Linked DNA regions of Homo sapiens: region 1 is linked to region 2. A link is a loop called in an ENCODE intact Hi-C map of the cell type or tissue named here. Cell type or tissue: mammary epithelial cell. All regions are shown on one strand. Each heading gives the region's core, and the rest is flanking DNA. Links, peaks and the distances in the headings are about the cores only.

Region 1 (8,982 bases), core at 517-8,516, 1.1 Mb before region 2:
TCCAGTGAGTATCCTAAGCCTTGCTATGACCCCCCATCCTTTACTAAAGGCAGAGTGGGGTTGGGGGTGTACCAGTTCTCAGGGCCCGGGTGACCAATAGCAGCATGTGGGTAGAGCCCTGAGCGGCCCTGCTTCCACCCTCCCCCAGCTGCTTGGAAGGGTAGAGGCTGGGAGTAGATAGGCCTTAACTTAGTCCATAGCGTCCTCACCTTCCCCAAACCTCCACAGCCCTTCATCAAGCTGGGCCCCTAGGGCAAGGTGTCAGTTCCTTTGTCTGATTGGCAACTGGGGTGGGTGTGGACTGTGCTAGGGTCTAGGGTACCAGTTCTCTTGGGCCCAGGGATGGAGGTGAGGGGCCTGGGGTAGGGGATGGGAGGTGGGGATGGGGAAGCACAAAAAGGATTGGTTTGGGGTTTCTCTTAGTTCGTGCCCACCCCCTGGAGTCATTAGCATCTGGTCTCATTGGCCCTTTTCCAAACCTGGCCCAGAGGTTGGCCCAGGCTTTGGCCTGGGGGAGGGGAGGTGGGGAGGGTCTTGTGCCAGACTCTGTGCTCCGGCACGCTCCTTCCGGCCGACCCAGCCCCTTCCAAAGACTGTCAGCTGCTGGTCCTAGGGGTGGGCATTTGAAGGGCCTGGAACCCTCTGCCCTCCTCTCCTGAAATGGAGACCAGTAAAATCACCGAGAGTCTCCAGCTTTGCCTCGGTTCTGAACCCTGATGCTACCTGCTGTTCTGGTGGGATTGCAGGGTTCAAGCTGGGGCCTGCCTGCAATTGTTTATTCATTCACTAGTTCATTTATTTACAATTCCCAGAGCCCCAACCCCAGGCCAGGTCATGTGTGGGGGCCCTGAAGTTACGGTGGGGAATAAGAGACTCCTTCCCAGGAAGAATCAGCAGCCTGGCCACATGAAGGGTGGGACCCAAGGGGAGGGGGAGCCAGTGTCCTGGGCCCTCCAGTGCAGTGGTGGAGATGCAGCCCCTGCTCTGGGGGCATCCTCAGTCTGACAAGGGAGACAAAACCTTGACTTCAGAAAACTCTCAGTTTCAAGGGAGAGGCATAACCTCTTCCATAAGGATGCCCTCCGTCCTGTCTGGGGGATTTCAGTCTGCTGGGGAAGGCACAGTCCATGTTCACCCGAGCTGCCAATCAGACAAAGGAACTGATGCCTTGCCCTCAGGGTCCAGCTTGATGAAGGGCTATGGAGGAACAGGCTCACCCCATGAGCTCCCATGCTTAGGGGTGGGAGACTAAGGGTGGGCATGTGGGGAGCCAGGTTAAGAGGAGATGGGGTGAGTGGAGAAAGGACCGGAGCCTGCACTGGGCTATGGGAGGAAACTGAAGATGGAGACAGGTCATGGGCATGAGGGGCCAGGAGGCCAGGTAGGGCCTGGCCCTTCAAGGACTGGAGGTCAGCATAGGAATGTGGGGGGTGTGGAATGTGCTGCAGGTGGAGGGGAGCGCCCCTGAGTTTCAGGTGCGCATGGGACGTTCGGGAAAGAGGCCCATAAAGAGTGTGGGGCCCTGGGCTGCCGATGCAGGTATAGGAGTTGCAGTGTCTGTGGCCAGCAACCAAAGCCAAGGGCGGGAACAGGTGCAGAGTGAGGCAGGAGAGGCCTCTGGGCTCACGACAGACCGGACTGACCGGGGACAGGGAAAGCAGGGCAGCCAGGAAGGCAGGGAGATGGGTGGGAGGAAGGTGCAAGACCAGAAGGCCACCTGCAGCCAAGAGCCTGAGGAAGGAGCCAGAAGCCCTGCCCAGAAGCCCAGAGGCTCTGAGCCTGCTGTGGTCTCTCCCCAGAGCATGGGGCCCTCAGAGGAGACCGGAGGGGCCTCAGGCTCACTCTTGCTGTCACTAGAGGGACATCGGGTACACCAGTGGTGTTTAGGTCAGGAAGATAAGACAACTGCTTCTCAGCCTTCAAAGGGCTGTGTGAGGTGGGCCAGAAGGCTCACTGGGCATAGGGCACGTCCTATCACACCACCCTACAGTCCAGTCAGGTGGGACAGGGGAGAGGGCATGGTCATCCCTTTTACGGTTTTCTGGCAAGTGACACAGAGTAACTGGAGAAGCAGAAGCTCCCATCCAGGCACATCTGGCTCTTAAGTGAGTGCTCTTAACTCCTCTCAGCATTACTGTCCCCTACCCTGGAGGACAGAGCTGGACCCACGTGTAAACGTTATAGGATGGCATATACCAGCTGCCTGTAAGGAAAAACCTGTGTGGCGTCCAGCAGGGGGCACCCCAGGGCTGTCTCTAGGACAGTGGGGACAGTTGAAGCGAGAGACAGCAGATAGGGCTTTCATGTCTCCTATGATCCTATTTTTTATTTAAAATTTAAAAAAAAAATTTTAGAGACACGGTCTCACTCTGTCACCCAGGCTGGAGTGCAGTGGTGTGATCATGGCTCACTGCAGCCTCAATTTTCTGGGCTCAAGCGATCCTTCCACCTCAGCCTCCTGAGTAGCTGGGATTGCAGGCACGTGCCACCACACCAGGCTAATTTTTATTTTTTATAGAGATAGGGTCTTGCCATGTTGGTCAGGCAGGTCACAAACTCCTGACCTCAAGCAATCCTCCTGCCTCGGCCTCCCAAAGTGCTGGGATTATAGACGTGAGCCACCGTGCCTGGCCAGTTCTTCCTAATCATTTGATATTTATTGAGCACCTACTATATGTAAGGTAGGGACAAAACAAAGTCTCTGGTCTCTTGGAATATACAGTCTAGATGGAGAAACATAACACAAGCAACTAAATGAGTGAACAAGATAATTACCCACATGAGATAGCCCTTCATCAATAAGCCAGGCACTACTCTAAAAGCTTTATCTATATTAATTTGTCATAATAACCTCACGAAGTGGAAACTGTGATTACTTCCATTTTTACAGATGAGAAAATTGGGCCAGGTGCAGTGGTTCACACCTGTAATCCCAGCACTTTGGGAGGCCAAGGTGGGTGGATCACCAGAGGTCAAGAGTTCGAGACCAGCCTGACCAACATGGTGAAACCCTGTCTCTACTAAAAATACACAAAAATTAGCCTGGGTAAGAAGAGCCAAACTCAGTCTCAAAAAAAAAAAAAAAAAAAAAAAAAGAAAGAAAAGAAAAATAAAATTGAAGCACAGAGAGATTAAGCAACTTGCCTTAGGCCATACTGCTAAGAAGTGATGGAACTGGAATTCTTTTTTTTTTTTTTTTTTTTTTTTTTGGTACGGAGTCTTGCTTTGTCTCCCAGGCTGGAGTGCAGAGGCGTGATCTCAGCTCACTGCAACCTCTGCCTCCCGGGTTCAAGCAATTCTCCTGCCTCAGCCTCCCGAGTAGCTGGGATTACAGGCGCCCGCCACCACACCTGGCTAAGCTTTTTTTTGTATTTTTAATAGAGATGGGGTTTTACCATGTTGGTCAGACTGGTTTTGAACTCCTGACCTCAAGTGATCCACCTGACTTGGCCTCCCACAGCGCTAGGATTACAGGCATGAGCCATCACGCCAGGCGGGAACTGGAATTCTACTCAGCCACTTAGGCACTTGGCCTCTGTAGTGTAGAGAGTGAGGGCAGGAGTGCTACTTTGGTTGGGGTGATCAGGGAGGACCTGTCTGAAGAAGTGACTTTTTTTTTTTTTTTTTGAGATGGAGTCTCACTCTGTTGCCCAGGCTGGAGTGCAATGGTGCTATCTCAGCTTACTGCAAACTCCACTTTCCGCATTCAAGCGATTCTTGTGTCTCGGCCTCCCGAGTAGCTGGGATTACAGGCGTGCACCACCATGCCCAGCTAATTTTTTTTTTTTTTTAATAGAGACAGGGTCTCACCATGTTGGCCAGGCTGGTCTTGAACTCCTGGCCTCAAGTGATCCACCTGCCTTGGCCTCCCAAAGTGTTGGGATTGCAGGCATGAGCCACGGCGCCTGGCTGGAAGTGACACTTGAATCACATGATGACGAGAAACCAGCCATACGGCTCTGGGGAAAGAGCACTGCAGAGGCAGCCAAAGGCTCCGACATGGGAATGAACTTATTCACAGGTCAGAAAGGCAGCCAGCATGGCTGGAGCAGTGAGCAAGTGAGGAGGTGATCTGACGTGAGCTTGGAGATGTAGGAAGGTGACCCAGAGAGTTTCCTGAGGACCTACTATGTGCTCTGCCCTATAAGATATAAATGCTCTAGGAAGCAGATATGATATCGTTTCCATTAAGGAAAAACCTTTGCTCTGTTCAGCAGGAGCTAGGGATGGGGGTTTAGACATCAGCTGCTGACAATCTTGTTTGATGAAACCAAATTTCCCAAGAGTAGCAGGATGATCAGGATGATGATGATGGTGATGATGCTGATGGCAGCAATGATGGCGATGACAGGCATTTGCTGAGGACCTAGAGCGCCAGTTCATGAGCTCAGTGCACAGGCTCATTTAATCTGTGCAGTGGCCCCCTTAGATAAAAGAGCTAAGACTCAGAGATGCAGGGTAGCTTGCCAGGGTCATGCAATGAATAAGGAGTTGAAGCTGGCTTTCCAGCTTAAGTCTTTTTTTCTTTAAATTGACATTTTATATGTGTATATAGACTTTTAATTAACATTATTTTCACAGAGCCAAGCAAACATTTTCAGTCCGCAGGAGGGAAAGAGGGGAGTTGTGGGTTGTGTTGCTGTTTTTTTTTTTTTTTTTTTTTGAGATGGAGTCTCGCTCTGTCGTCCAGGCTGGAGTGCAATGGCGCAATCTCAGTTCACTGAAACCTCCGCCTCCCAGGTTCAAGTGATTCTCCTGCCTCACCAGCTTAAGTTTTAATGACTTTGCTGGGGTACAGAATCAGAAGGGGCCACATGCTGGGGGACAGAGCAAGGACAGAAGCTGGGGGCTCCCAGGTGAGGAAGAGCAGAAAGAGTTGGAGATGACGAGGACACTGGGCTCCAGAGTGTCTGTGCGTACCATTACCCCAGGCAGTAGGAGGGATGCTAGGTGTTTGGGGGCTATTTTGGCTAAGTGGTCAGGGAAGGTAAAATGAATTTCCTCTTAGATTTCTCAGTGGAAACATATGTTTAACAATTTGGTAATGGAAAAGTCCCTCTTCCCCTTTCTGATTTCTTTTTCTTTTTTTGAGACGGAGTCTCGCTCTGTTGCCAGGCTGGAGTGCAGTGGCGCGACCTCTGCTCACTGCATCTCTACCTCCCGGGTTCAAATGATTCTCCTGCCTTAGCCTCCCAAGTAGCTGGGACTACAGGCGTGCGCCACCACGCCCAGCTAATTTTTGTATTTTTAGTGGAGACGGGGTTTCACCGTGTTGGTCAGGCTGGTCTCGAACTCTTGACCTTGTGGTCCGCCCACTTCGGCCTCCCAGAGTGTTGGGATTACAGGCGTGAGCCACTGCACCTGGCCTCTGGTTTCTTTACCTTAAAAATCTGGATTTTTGTGTACGCGGTGTATTCAGTTGTGGACATGGTATATTCAATTGTGCACATAGAGGGAGGGAAGGGCCAGTTCCTCCAAGTACCACTAGGTGTCAGCATTGTCAAGGCTGTCCCCAAGCTGTGTCTGTCCTGCCCATTTCTCTGCGGAGGAAAAGTCGAATTTGAATCCAAGTCCTGGTCTCTTCCCATTGTTTGGGGCTGAGCCTGGCTCTTCAGGGGCTGGGATTTGGTGCTGCTCTGACCCCAGAGGCTGTATGAGAAACATTTAGGAGGCTAGGTCTCCAAGGCCTGGGAGGCCCCTGGGTCTCACCCCAGGCCACATAGCAAGGGCTTTGGATGGCTGGACTCCCCTCCAGAGCTGGGCCCCTCCCAACTAGGGAGGGCTGGTGGTATCCTGGGATCTAGCTCCAAGTAGGTCTGGGAGTCTAGAACCCCCCCAAGTCCATCTCCACCTCGGCAGAGCCCTGGGCCTTGCTTGATGGTGCCAGGCCTGCAGTGAACACAGAACACCCAGACAGATCCAATCCTGAGTTCCTGGTGCATAATGACTTTGCTATTTCCCACCACCGTAAATTAAACCTAATCTTGTGTTGACTCTGCTGAACAAGGAGAATAATGAAGAAGATTAAGATGAGATGGTATTCATTCTCCTCCAACAAAAGCCAATTAATTGTCAGTAGGATTACTGCCTGGAGCCAGGAGCTGCTTGCTAGGAGCTCTGCAGACAGGATGGAACAGGGCTGAGGGCCATTCGCTAGGGTTGCCACTGGGGTCTGCTGGTCATGCAGCAGGAAATATTGCAGGTAGATGTTAGGGAGAACTGCCAGAATGAAGGAGGGGGCTGGCACCAAGGAGGAGGGTGCAAAGAGCTTGGAATCACTCACAGAGGTGATGTTTCTAAGGCGTGGAGGGGAACGCTGTGGAAGTTCCCAGCCACCTGACCATGTCCATCCGAGGCCCCCTGGGACCTTCCCCTGACCATGTCCATCCGAGGCCCCCTGGGACCTTCCCCTGCCTTTCTGCGGTCACCTTTGATGAATGAAGCTGCATTCAGGGGTCTCTGGCTTCCTCCCCACTCTGCTTTTTTTCCTCCCTTCCTCTCCTAGGAATCAGGGAGGCCATTTGTCCAGTGTTAACAGCTTGGGTTTAGAGACAGAAACATGGCCAGGCGCGGTGGCTCACGCCTGTAATCCCAGCACTTTGGGAGGCTGAGGCGGGTGGATTGCTTGAGGTCAGGAGTTCCAGACCAGCCTGGGCAACATGGTGAAACCCCGTCTCTACCAAAAATACAAAACAATTAGCTGAGCCTGGTGGCACACGCCTGTAGTCCCAGCTACTTGGGAGGCTGAGGCATGAGAATCGCTTGAACCTGGGAGATGGAGGTTGCAGTGAGCAGAGATCGCACCACTGCACTCCAGCCTGGGTGGCAGTGAGATTTTCTCTAAAATAAAAATAAAAATAATTAGAGACAGAAACACTTGGGCTTCACCTGGCTTTGCCCCTTGTCCTCAACCACACAAATGGAACCTACGATCCTCACCTGCCAACCTGGTTTGATACTCCCAGGCACTAATGTGCCTCCAGTTCCTGCACCCACTAGATTCTTGGAACAAGACAGTGAAGCTGAATGGAGTGGCCTGACTGCTGTGGGCCGTTGCCAGAAGGTGAGGGAACCAACATTTGTTGGTCTACTGCTGCATTATCTCATCGACTGCCTACAGCAGCCTCCTCGGGAGGCTTTATTTTGTCATCACAAAATTTATTGAAGAGGAAACCGAGGCTCAGAGAGGTGGGGCCCTTGGTCGAGGTCACCAAGCTGTAGGCTGCAGAGTTGGCTGGGACGGGGCTTCTGTCGCCATGGCCCCCAAAGCTTGAGCCCTTTCCTCATCTGCACATTGCTTCGTGCACATGGAAGGCATTCAGTGTGTGCTGGCCGGATGAATGAAACGCTCATCAAATGCTATTTCTGGTCCAGTAAGTTCCGTTTCAGACTCTCCCACATCCTGATAACTCCCAGAAGTAAATGGATTGTGTGTGATTTGTGAAATTCTTCTTGGTAATTCTTGGCAACTCACCTACCTCACTACTACTGTGAAGAAAACTCTACCCTCCCATCCAGATCTAAGTTTGCTTCATTTACTCGGATTGATGAGGTTTTTTTTTTTAATTTTTTTTTATTTTTTTTTATTTTCTGAGCATGGCAAAAGTAGCCTCAAAGTCCAGTTTTACAATCTATGCTATCTCAGCACACGCTGAGCACTCACCATGTGATAGGTGTGTTCAAAACATCACCTGTGTATGGTTTTATTTAATCCTCCAAGCACATCTGTGTGCTATTATTCCCATTTCAGAGGCTGAGATGAAACTGAGGCCCAGAGACGTGCATTCTCGCCCCAGGTCACACAGCAAGGGCTTTGCATGGCTGGAATCCCCTCCAGAGCTGCCTCTCCTCGCCCCCTGTCACCACCTGCAGGCTTTCCTGGGTGAAGTGATTCTTGCGGAGGGATTCTAGTCCTCTGTGCAGACAGGAATTGTGGTGGAGGCCGTGGGCTTCCGGGTTCAGTTGGAATTGGTGGAGTTTTCTGTGTCCCACAAATCACACACTTAGACTCAGCCTCAGGAATTGATCTTTGGTTCATATGTGGAAGGATTTACCACTTAAGCTTTTTTTTTTTTTTTTTTTTTTTGAGACGAAATCTCACTCTGTTTCCCTGGCTGGAGTGCAGTGGCATGATCTTGGCTCACTGTAACCTCCACCTCCCAGATTCAGGTGATTCACCTGCCTCAGCCTCCAAGTAGCTGGGATTACAGGTGTGCACCACCACACCTGGCTGTTTTTTGTATTTTTAGTAGAGATGGGGTTTCACCATGTTGGTCAGGCTGGTCTCGAACTCCCGGCCTCAAGTGATCCGCCCGCCTCGACCTCCCAAAGTGTCGGGATTACAGGCGTGAGCCACTGTGCCCGGTCACTTAAGCATTTACTCAGCACCTTCTGCGTGTCAGCACCTTGTTATGCTTTGAGGATACAACAGTGAACCAATGAGGTCCTTGTCCTCTAGGAGCTCACAGACTAGAGGGAGAGAAGGATCTGGGTTCCCAGTTCTGACCCTCCCCAGGTGTGTGACCAGTTAGTGCCTCAGTTTCCACATCTGTAAAATGGGGATGATTTTGTTACTTACCTGATAGGATTGTTATGAGAATCAAATGAATTAATATAGGTAAGACACTTAGATCAAGGCCTGCACATAAAAGGTGCTACATACAAGTTTGTTAAATAAAATGGACAAGTCTGGCAACTATAGTCTAATAATAGTAAAAGGGTGGTGAGGGGAAGCCTACTGAATTTTAGAGGAGGGACATCTAACATAGACCTTGATCAGGAAGGTTTCCTGGAGGAGGCGGTCCATGGACTCTTGACCCAAGTGATGGTAGGAGGGTGAATTACTTCCCTAGCCAGCTTGTAGCTTCCTGGGCTGTCACTGGGAGCTGCAGTACTAACTGGCCTTTTCCTGGGGCTTATTGTCATAATTTTTCAATGTGCGAAGCACTGTAGTAGCATCTGGATTCGAATAGAAATCTCTGT
Region 2 (8,982 bases), core at 305-8,304:
TCGAGGCGGGAGGATCACTTCGGCCGGAAGGTGAAGGCTGCAGTAAGCCGTGTTTGCACACTGCACTCCAGCCTGAGCAGCACAGCAAGTCCCTGTGTCCAAAAACAAAGAAAAGTAGTTTTTAAAAGTCACTAGTAAGTAGAAATGAATATTCTCACAATGAATTCTTCTTTCCACCAGGGAAAGAAAAGTTAGGTAGCTGAGAGAAAGCCACATAGGGCAGTGTCTCTGTAGAAATATTTAATGCCAAGGCTGAAACACAACAGGCTGCACACTTCCAATTTTGCAAGTCCAGCACAGTCTTACACCGAAGGAAGAGTGCACCTAATGCATAGCCTGACCTGGGAAGTGGCCTTCAAAATGTTTTTTGTAATAAGGCATCCTATTATAACCCAGCGCACCATTCCCTGAGACAGGCGGTGGTATTCCGGATCACAACCCTGAAAGTCCGAGTCTTTTCGCCAGGTGCTTTCAAGCCAGGCACCTTACTGCCCCCGCTCTCCCTCTTAAGCACTCTCTCTTCCAAAGAGCATTCTGTTTGCTTTTCCCAAAGCACTCCCTGCCCTCTGCTATGGCCACTTAGTGAGGCACCACCCACACACACAGAGCTGCTAAAGGACTGCATAAAGCCAGAGCAGCTTCCAGCACAGGGCACGCCTAATAGGAGGGTCTGATCTGTTAATTATCTGTCAGTTTGTCACGGCTGGGCTGAGGAGGGGAGAATGATGAAAAGGGGGGTGTTAGGGGGAGGCCCTCTACTCGGTGGTGTGCTACTCTTCCTGAAATTCTGAATTCCGCTTTTGAAATCATTCACCCCCTGTTGGACAACGTGTAGTATACAGGGTGAAGAAGAGAGGATGAGAGTTTGGCTCGACTCCTTTTGACAGAAGTGGGGGCCTCTCCAACTCCACCACTACCACGACAAGCACACGGCAAGAAACACACTCCCTCACTTTCTCTCCAAGAGGACAAAACGGACATAACGACCTTCACACCATCTCTCCCCTTCACCGGCACTAACAAGCTGAGCACTGTAAATCAAGGATGAAATCCTTGTGCCAGGAAGGGAAGGAGAAGCATCTCTTCTGTAAAGAGCCCAAAGATGCTTCGGAATCAGCATTTCGGGCAAGGGCTGGGAACGCAGGAAGCACCATGCAGGCAACTGAAGGAAAAATATATATTTATTACATATAGCAGGCCTCCTTCTTCAAAAGTTATTTATTTCACAAAACCACTCTGCTAAATAGAGATTTCAATCTAATTGGAATTGGAATTTGCATATTGTAAATGCACCAAGTGAGAGTCTTGGACACTTGTGTTCTATTCTACAGTGTAAGGGTTCACCCGTGGATTTCCCAATATATACACTACAAGAATGTAAGAAAAGAGCACAGAGAACTGGCCTTTATATTTTATTTTTTCAGCCCTTCACAGAGGGTCCAGTCTGTGAAACGGGATGACGCTCTCAATATCCCCAAGGAGACAAAACCACTGAGGCAGAGAGGAGGTTCCCCCTGGCATCGGGTTTGCCATCAGCCGTGTGTAGCTGTTCAGTCTTGCAGGTCTGTGGAGCACCCCTGCCCACCACCCGGGGGAGGCAGGGAGTAGACCTCTATTCATCTAACCCTTAACCCTCCCCATCCCATCTACATATCAAATTAGCCATGCTTAATTAACAGAGATGCAAATAGTCAGGGACCGAAATAAAGGTTTTTGACAAGAAGCAAAGAGGGATACTTTTTTTTTAAGGAGAGGAGAGCGAAAAAGCACCCAAAACAAAAGGTCAACCTACAAATAACTGAGGAAATGAGAGAGAAAAGGCACAGGTCAGGACTTCCCATAAAGGTCTGAAATTTTCTGTTTGTAACTCAGGGTTCACATGGAAAAGTAACGCATGACAGAGGAAGAGACACTTCTGGGGAAGTCAAGTTGGGACAAAGGTTCTAGAGTCCACCATTTGCCTGGGACTTACTTCCCTAGACTGCATTCAAATTGGGCTTCTGCTCCCTGCTCCCCTCACTCATTTCAAGAAAGAAATTATTTAATTTTTTTCAAATACTGAATCCCTAAGGCCCAAAGATGTGCCGTTTCCTCAAAAACTAAGCATCTTCTAGTTCACAGCAACTCCTTTCTGCCCCCCATATACTCTGACAATGCTAGCCTCTCGGTCACAGGGTGTAACCTTCATTTAAAAAAAAAAAAAATCACAGGTTCTGCTTCCCATTTAGAAAAAAAAAAAAGAACAAAATGGAAAGAAAGAATAAATATGAATTTGGAGGGGAATTCTGCCAAAACCTGAACCTCCAAAATCTGGTTCAGCCACATTCTTGCCCACAACCAGTACTTCTCGGTGCCTCCCTACATTTTTCAAAATGCAGCTGCACAACCTCTTAAAATTCAGATTTCTAGCACCTATAATTACAGGCCTCTCAAGCCAGGCTCCTTTAATTAATGAGCCTGACTCCTCTCTCTTCAAAGGAAGTCTGCATACGGGCTATATCAGAGGGTGAACCGACCCGATCAGTGCCTATCTGATCACTGCCTGATGCAGCCAGCACTCTGCCCCCAATAGGAGAGGGAGTTGCCCCTCACCCCCACCTCCACTGCCCAGTTCAACACATCTCAATCTGGCACAAGCCAATTGTGCAGTTAAGGCCATCAAACAGTTCTTGGAACTTAAGGGAAGAGAAAGCAGCTTTGCTGGGTGTGACCAGCAAAATCCAAAGAGAATTCGATTCTCCCTGGTTCACGTGCTCCTCTGACCTCACTTCTTCCTACTGCTGGGGTGAAATGCAGAGTGCAGGCTGAAGACAGTCACTGGTCAAGGCTGGACAAGCAACAGAGGGAGCAGGCTTGGGCTCTGAAAACTGGAAAAGAAAAGAACAAACCGAGGTCTGACCGTCATCCCAAGGCTGAACTAAAACTGCAAAGAAAGGCTCTGCCATCTTAAAACAAAACATGTGGAGAAGGGCTTGTGAGGCACGGCTGTTGCTCTCCAGGTCTAGAGAAGAATCTGAGCACATCCCAAGGACAGCCCGTGACCTCGGGATCACTCACCAGGCTGTCCTCACCCATTCTCCAAACTACTTTCTTTCTAAACCAATACCTGACGACCAGTTTTTAAAGTACTGGTTTTCCTTCTGGCTGTTCTGGGGCAGCTCAGCCTAATCTGTTTGTATCTGCTTCAGATGCCAAGTCAACCCATAGCTATTCTCCTGCAAGTAGCTAGAAGCTGGTTTGTACCCATGTTAGCTGGGAGACCAGACTGTCCTTGGCCACAACAAAGACTAGAAAGGGTTGCAAACAAAGTCACAGATGCCAGCACAGACGAGGCTTGGGTCAAATCAAGACAATCCCAGGTAAAGTTTCAGGCAGGAGATTTGAGATCCTGTAAAAGACTCCCACGGACCTGGCAATAATGAAAACAGGTTTGGTTCAGTCACCGCCATCTGATAACCGTTTCTCAAGGTCCCACGGCAAACCTAGTGGGTCCCACAGCAAACCCAGTGGGACAACATTTGCATTACTGACCAAATAGACACACTCTTCTACAAAGAGAGACAAAGTTCTCAGACTATGTACTCAGTAACACAGTTTCTACAGTTCTTCTAGTTTCTCATCTGTGATTTGGACTATAAAACAGGGCTAGGGAACAACCAGAGAACAGCATTAGCATTAATAAATGAAAACTTAAGACACATAGGCCTGGCTTCTTAGTTCTGCCCAGGGTATTTCACAGTGCAGATGTCAAAAATTGAATTAGATCATTCGGTATTCTGCCAGAAAAGGAGTTTCCAGTGACTTTCTGCTATTGCAAATACAATTTTGGAAGAAAGGGGAAAAAACAGTAGCATCAGTCTACCCAATGGTTAAACCCTCAAATCAAAGTAAGGTATGATCACAGACCACTGAGTCTAACTCCATGGCACCTGTCTTGTTTCCTGGCATGGCTACCTGCCATCGTTATGCCCAACACACAGAGGCTAATATAGGATATCGTTTCTGCTCTCCCATTAGATCCAGTCTTCAAATCTGTCAGCATGTCACAACCTGGATCCCCTGACCACAGCACACAGTGGAGTTCCAGGCTGAGACATGACAGGCTGATCACAAGGAGCAGCCACTTCCTTTTTCTCAAATCACAAGCAGACAAGCAGCCAGAGCCGGGTGAAGGATTTTTTACTTTGGTTTGGTTTTTCAACCAAGACATTCTCAAAGTTTATTGTTCTATGAAGTGGAAACATTTAGTTTTCTAACAAACAATTAGAAGCACAGGAGTAGAGAACATGAAACTGAGAACGAAGCTCAGGATACACAAAAATAAGAGGCTGGGAGGCAGCTGAGATCAGGAATGTCCAGGGATCCTCGGCCACACAAGCCGGCCAGGCACTCTCTTTCCAGGGTGTCTCAAGGGGAAATCACCCATCGATCCTGGGACACACGAGTTCTAGGACCAATCCCTTACCTCAGAACAGCCTCGGCCTCAAATTCCTGCTTGCGCTTTAATGTTTAAATTATTAAATGCATTAATGTATTTACATTATTCAAGTCTTATGTGCATTTTTCTAAGATAATTTATGTATAAGAGTTTGAATGTCCATGACTGTTAATGTCTACAACCCTTCCTGTTCATTATTGATTCTGGAAGAAAAAAAAAAAAGTCAGAGTTTTAATGCCTTATTTTTAATGTATTAAGAGTCTGAATAAGTGCATTCTCTTTTTTCTTTTGTAATTTCATAATTTAAGTAGTGCATTTATTAAACTGACACAGTATGAATTGTGGTGAAGCCTGGCACAGATCCATGCTGCTGGAGAGCCCGCTGGAGGACGGAGCCCACTCTTCTGTGACCAGGCAGCAGCCTGGCTCTCCCTCTGCGCTCTCTTCCCACCTACACAGGGGCAGGCGGCAGGGGAGTGGCAAGCATTTGCCCAAGGAGATTTTCTCCCTCCTTTTTCAAGTTCTTGCCCAAATCAGCTCTCCTTGTTACCCAGGCTTTTAAGGGGGACAGTTTTCTGCACACAGAAGTTCTCATCTAGATGCACTGCAGGTGATAGCAGAACAGATCGCAATCAGTACACAATTTTCAAGAACAATAAAAATGCCAGAAGCTTGGTGTAGCAAAAACAAGCAAACAACTACTTTTTTAAAGGAATCTCCAAATGAGAGACAAACATCTCAAAGAGACAACACCTCCAACTCAAGCAGAAAAACTTCTTTCTTTTGAAATCCAGTTTCCCCAGCAGATAACCCCTCTTTCTCCTATAGCCAGTAGAGCGACAGTGACACCCAATGGCCTATTAGTTCAATCCCAACTGAGCATTCCCCAATGGCTTTCCCTTGAGTTGCGTCTTAGGCCCAAAGTTCCTGTGTGAACGTGGAACCTTGAACAAAATAAGGTATTAGCTACTCACCAAGAAGGTGAATCGCTAATAGACCAATTTCCTGCCAGGACATTGAACAAACACTGTATATTGTTACACACGTGCACAAACAACACAGTATAGCACACCTCACTATGGCATCTTTCTGGCGGGTGACGACCACGTGCGTACACAGGCGCTCGCACATACACACATACAGATGCACAATACGTGGGCTGAGCAGCACCGTACAAATCAACCTGAACTGGGAGAAAGGATGACAGAAGTTTCTCACTGCTGTTTTAGAAGGTGACTCTGCCGTTTCTAACACCATACACACACACACACACACACACACACACACACACACACACACAGAGGCATAGATTATTTTATACATTTTTTCCTTTTTTTCTATTTCCTTCTTTTCTTTCTTCTTTTTTTCTTTTTTGGCTACTCATTACCATTCTTTAACTGTTACAATTTATATCAGCATATAATGTTAAATAATTACAGGGAGCGGAGCTCACTCTAGTGAGGATATAAACGCGCTGTGGGAATCTACAGATTTAAACAAATAACACTCACAGCAGGGGGTGAGCGGATGAATTAGCATTAATATCCTGCCTGGGAGATCCCAGTGCACTGGTACTGCTTAAATACAGATCTTTTCTGTAACAGTCAATATGACAGCTCCCGGCAATACGGCCCCTTTCCCTTTCCCAGTCAATATAGCAGCCAGTGAAAATAGAAACGTCCCTATAGCAATCAATATAGCAGCCAGCTAAAATAAACCCTTCCCTTTTAAGGGCTATATAATAGTCAGCTAAATGGAAGAATTGGCACCCCTGCTGGATAGCTCAGCAGAGAAGCCAAGGAATGAGCAGGCCATGAGCACTAAATGATCCTTCTGTTCCTCAGAGGCCCTGCCCAGGGAAGGGGAAGATATCCTTAGGTAGAGAACCAAGAGGGAACCTGCGAGGGACACTTGGCTCCCAGGCCCTAGGAGTAATTACCCATGTCCTAAGCAGGCTATCGGGCCACCCCTCACTGCAGTTCAATTAAAACGGCCAGAAACTTTAGAATCCTTGTTCAAGCTGTCGGCTGGAACAGGGGAACACACTGGTCTTTGGTGGGAACTGAGACCATGTTGACTCAAACCCCGCCACCATCCTGTTCCCACCTTAGCCTCAGAAGGGTAGAGTATTATGTGAACAGCCTGTGGTTTTCTGATTTCTAGAATCAGGGATAGCAGCTATGTTAGAATCAGACAACCAGCCAGGTGGGTGAAAAACAGCATTCTATGTGGAATCCTACCCCAGTGTATATACAGAACTCACTTTCAAAACTCACAGCCATCAATTTGTTAACTATTGTGAAAACACGCTATTTTCTCCCACTCACATCATAGAAAACACTCTCACACTCTCCTTCATTGGAGGCATACAGGAAAAAAAATGTATTCTAATATAAGTCAAAGGATGGCTCACCCTGAAGGCCAAAAGAGACCAAAGGCCTTTTATAAAAGAAGGAAAAGGGCCGGGCACGGTGGCCTACGCCTGTAATCCCAGCATTCTGGGAGACCAAGGTGGGTGGATCACGAGGTCACGAGATCCAGACCATCCCAGCTAACACGATGAAACCTCATCTCTACTAAAAATACAAAAAATTAGCCGGGCGTGGTGGCACACGCCTGTAGTCCCAGCTACTCAGGAGGCTGAGGCAGGGAATCGCTTGAACCCGTGAGGCGGAGGTTGCAGTGAGCCGACATCACGCCACTGCACTCCAGCCTGGCGACAGAGCAAGACTCCATCATAAAAAATAAAAGTTAAAAAAAAAAAGAAGGAAAAGAACAGGGAGCATTTCATTTAAAAACGATCCTATGCATCTGAATATATTGTTCTTTTTCATTATAACTAGCTACTTCTAAAATTAGTTCAGTTGGATTTAAGGATTTGACAAATGTGGAATATAACCACCGACGCCAGTGCAGGTTTCCAACCAACACCCCTGAAGTTAATGCTGGGATTCTGCTATGCTTCAAAGCAGGCGAACATCAGGGATCCACCCCACCTTCATTAAAATTCCACAATCTGTCTGCCATCCTTTGGATGAATCCACAGAAGTCTCTGTTTCCCTGGCCAGGTGTTTCAACACCCAGCAATGCTCATGTCATCAATCAGGTGACTTAGTCAAGTGCCACAGTGTTGGGTATCAGAAAAAAAGATCCAGAAAGTCCTGGTCTGAGAGCTCTAGTCCTTAAAAATTTAGACTTGGGCCAGGCACGGTGGCTCACGTCTGTAATCTCAGCACTTTGGGAGGCCGAGGAGGGCAGATCACGAGGTCAGGAGGTCGAGACCATCCTGGCTAACATGGTGAAACCCTGTCTCTACTAAAAATACCAAAATTAGCCGAGCGTGGGGGCAGGCGCCTGTAGTCCCAGTTATTCGGGAAGCTGAGGCAGGAGAATGGCGTAAACCCGGGAGGCGGAGCGTGCAGTGAGCCAAGATTATGCCACTGCACTCCAGCCTGGGTGACAGAGCAAGACTCCGTCTCAAAAAATATATATATTTAGACTCAACACCCCACCTAAGCCATAAGACTGAGCAGAAATTCTAGTATGTGACACCTCTGGAGAGAAACAGGTTAACACAATCAAGCCTCTCTTCTGGCAATACACGTGTTGATGAGGTCCTGCAGTCCACAGAAGACTTGGAAGTCAAAGAGGTCACAGGTCCCAGAGACCACAGAAGTCAGAGGTCCCACGGGCCACAGAGGTCAGAGATCTCACAGGCCACAGAAGTCAGAGGTCTCACAGTCCATGGAATTCAGAGGTCCCTGGGTCCACAGAAGTCACAGTCCCACGGTCTATGGAAGTCAGAGGCCCCACAATCCACAGAAGTCATAAATTCTAGAGTCCACAGAAGTCAGGAGTCCATAGTCCACAGATGTCAGGGGTCCCTCCATCTCTAGAAGTTATAGGTCCTACAGTTCATGGCAGACTTTCCTAGGAAAATTTAAACTCTGATGTGCATGGTCATTTCCATTTCTAAACCCTACACAAAAATCTGAGGGGAGACACGCTCAATCAGATAGCATTAAAGCTGGAAAGAACGCACCATGATGTTAGCAAAAACCACTTCAACTACTCATGCCATTAGAGTCATCAAAGGGGGGAGGCAGGAAGGAAGGGAGGGACAGAGAAAGAGACAGTAATGAAAGAGAAAATAAGTCTGAAAAGAAAGGAGAAAATAGAAATATAAAAGATTAGAAAAAACAGGAGATAACAAAATAAAAAAGACAAAAACCTCACTTTGGCATTTACAGTTTAAAGCTGTCAGGGCATTTTATGAAATGACAGTTGCAATAAAACAAATAGAATGGTGAGTCATCTGGGTTCCAACTTCTGAGTCAAAAGGGGCTGTTTCTAGACAAACCAGCAGCTCTGCTGCCTGCACATTTAACGATGCCTATCGGTGCACCACAGCTACGGAACAGGATGTGGAGAACGAGGAGGTGGGAGTGAGCATTGTCTTTACTGGTCCCAGTGTCATTGCAAATAAAGACTGTCAAGATTTAAACCATAATAATGGAAAGGCTATAAAGGTCTCAGTTATAATG

What was found. Hi-C counts contacts between places; a loop is a spot of excess contacts. Peaks named below come from ENCODE experiments on the same cell type or tissue, not always from the same donor. Only the 100,000 strongest peaks of a DNase experiment are listed, where the experiment ranks them.
Region 1: a loop joins it to region 2, with 7 times the contacts of the local background. A loop is called at or near these places in 2 of 110 quality-filtered maps.

The regions. Positions count from the first base shown.
Region 1 is chr1:11,639,114-11,648,095 of GRCh38, reverse strand. No RefSeq gene overlaps it. Among named protein-coding and RNA genes, the nearest start is that of FBXO2, 11 kb to the left of the region's middle. In mammary epithelial cell, for the core only: CTCF peaks have their summits at 2,232 (motif pointing right) and 5,483 (motif pointing right); no DNase peak of the experiment used is centred there.
Region 2 is chr1:10,510,913-10,519,894 of GRCh38, reverse strand. The region is part of intron 2 of PEX14 (peroxisomal biogenesis factor 14); the gene reads right to left. Among named protein-coding and RNA genes, the nearest start is that of PEX14, 40 kb to the right of the region's middle. In mammary epithelial cell, for the core only: a CTCF peak has its summit at 5,288; a DNase peak (open chromatin) is centred at 4,084; H3K27ac peaks cover 1,624 bases.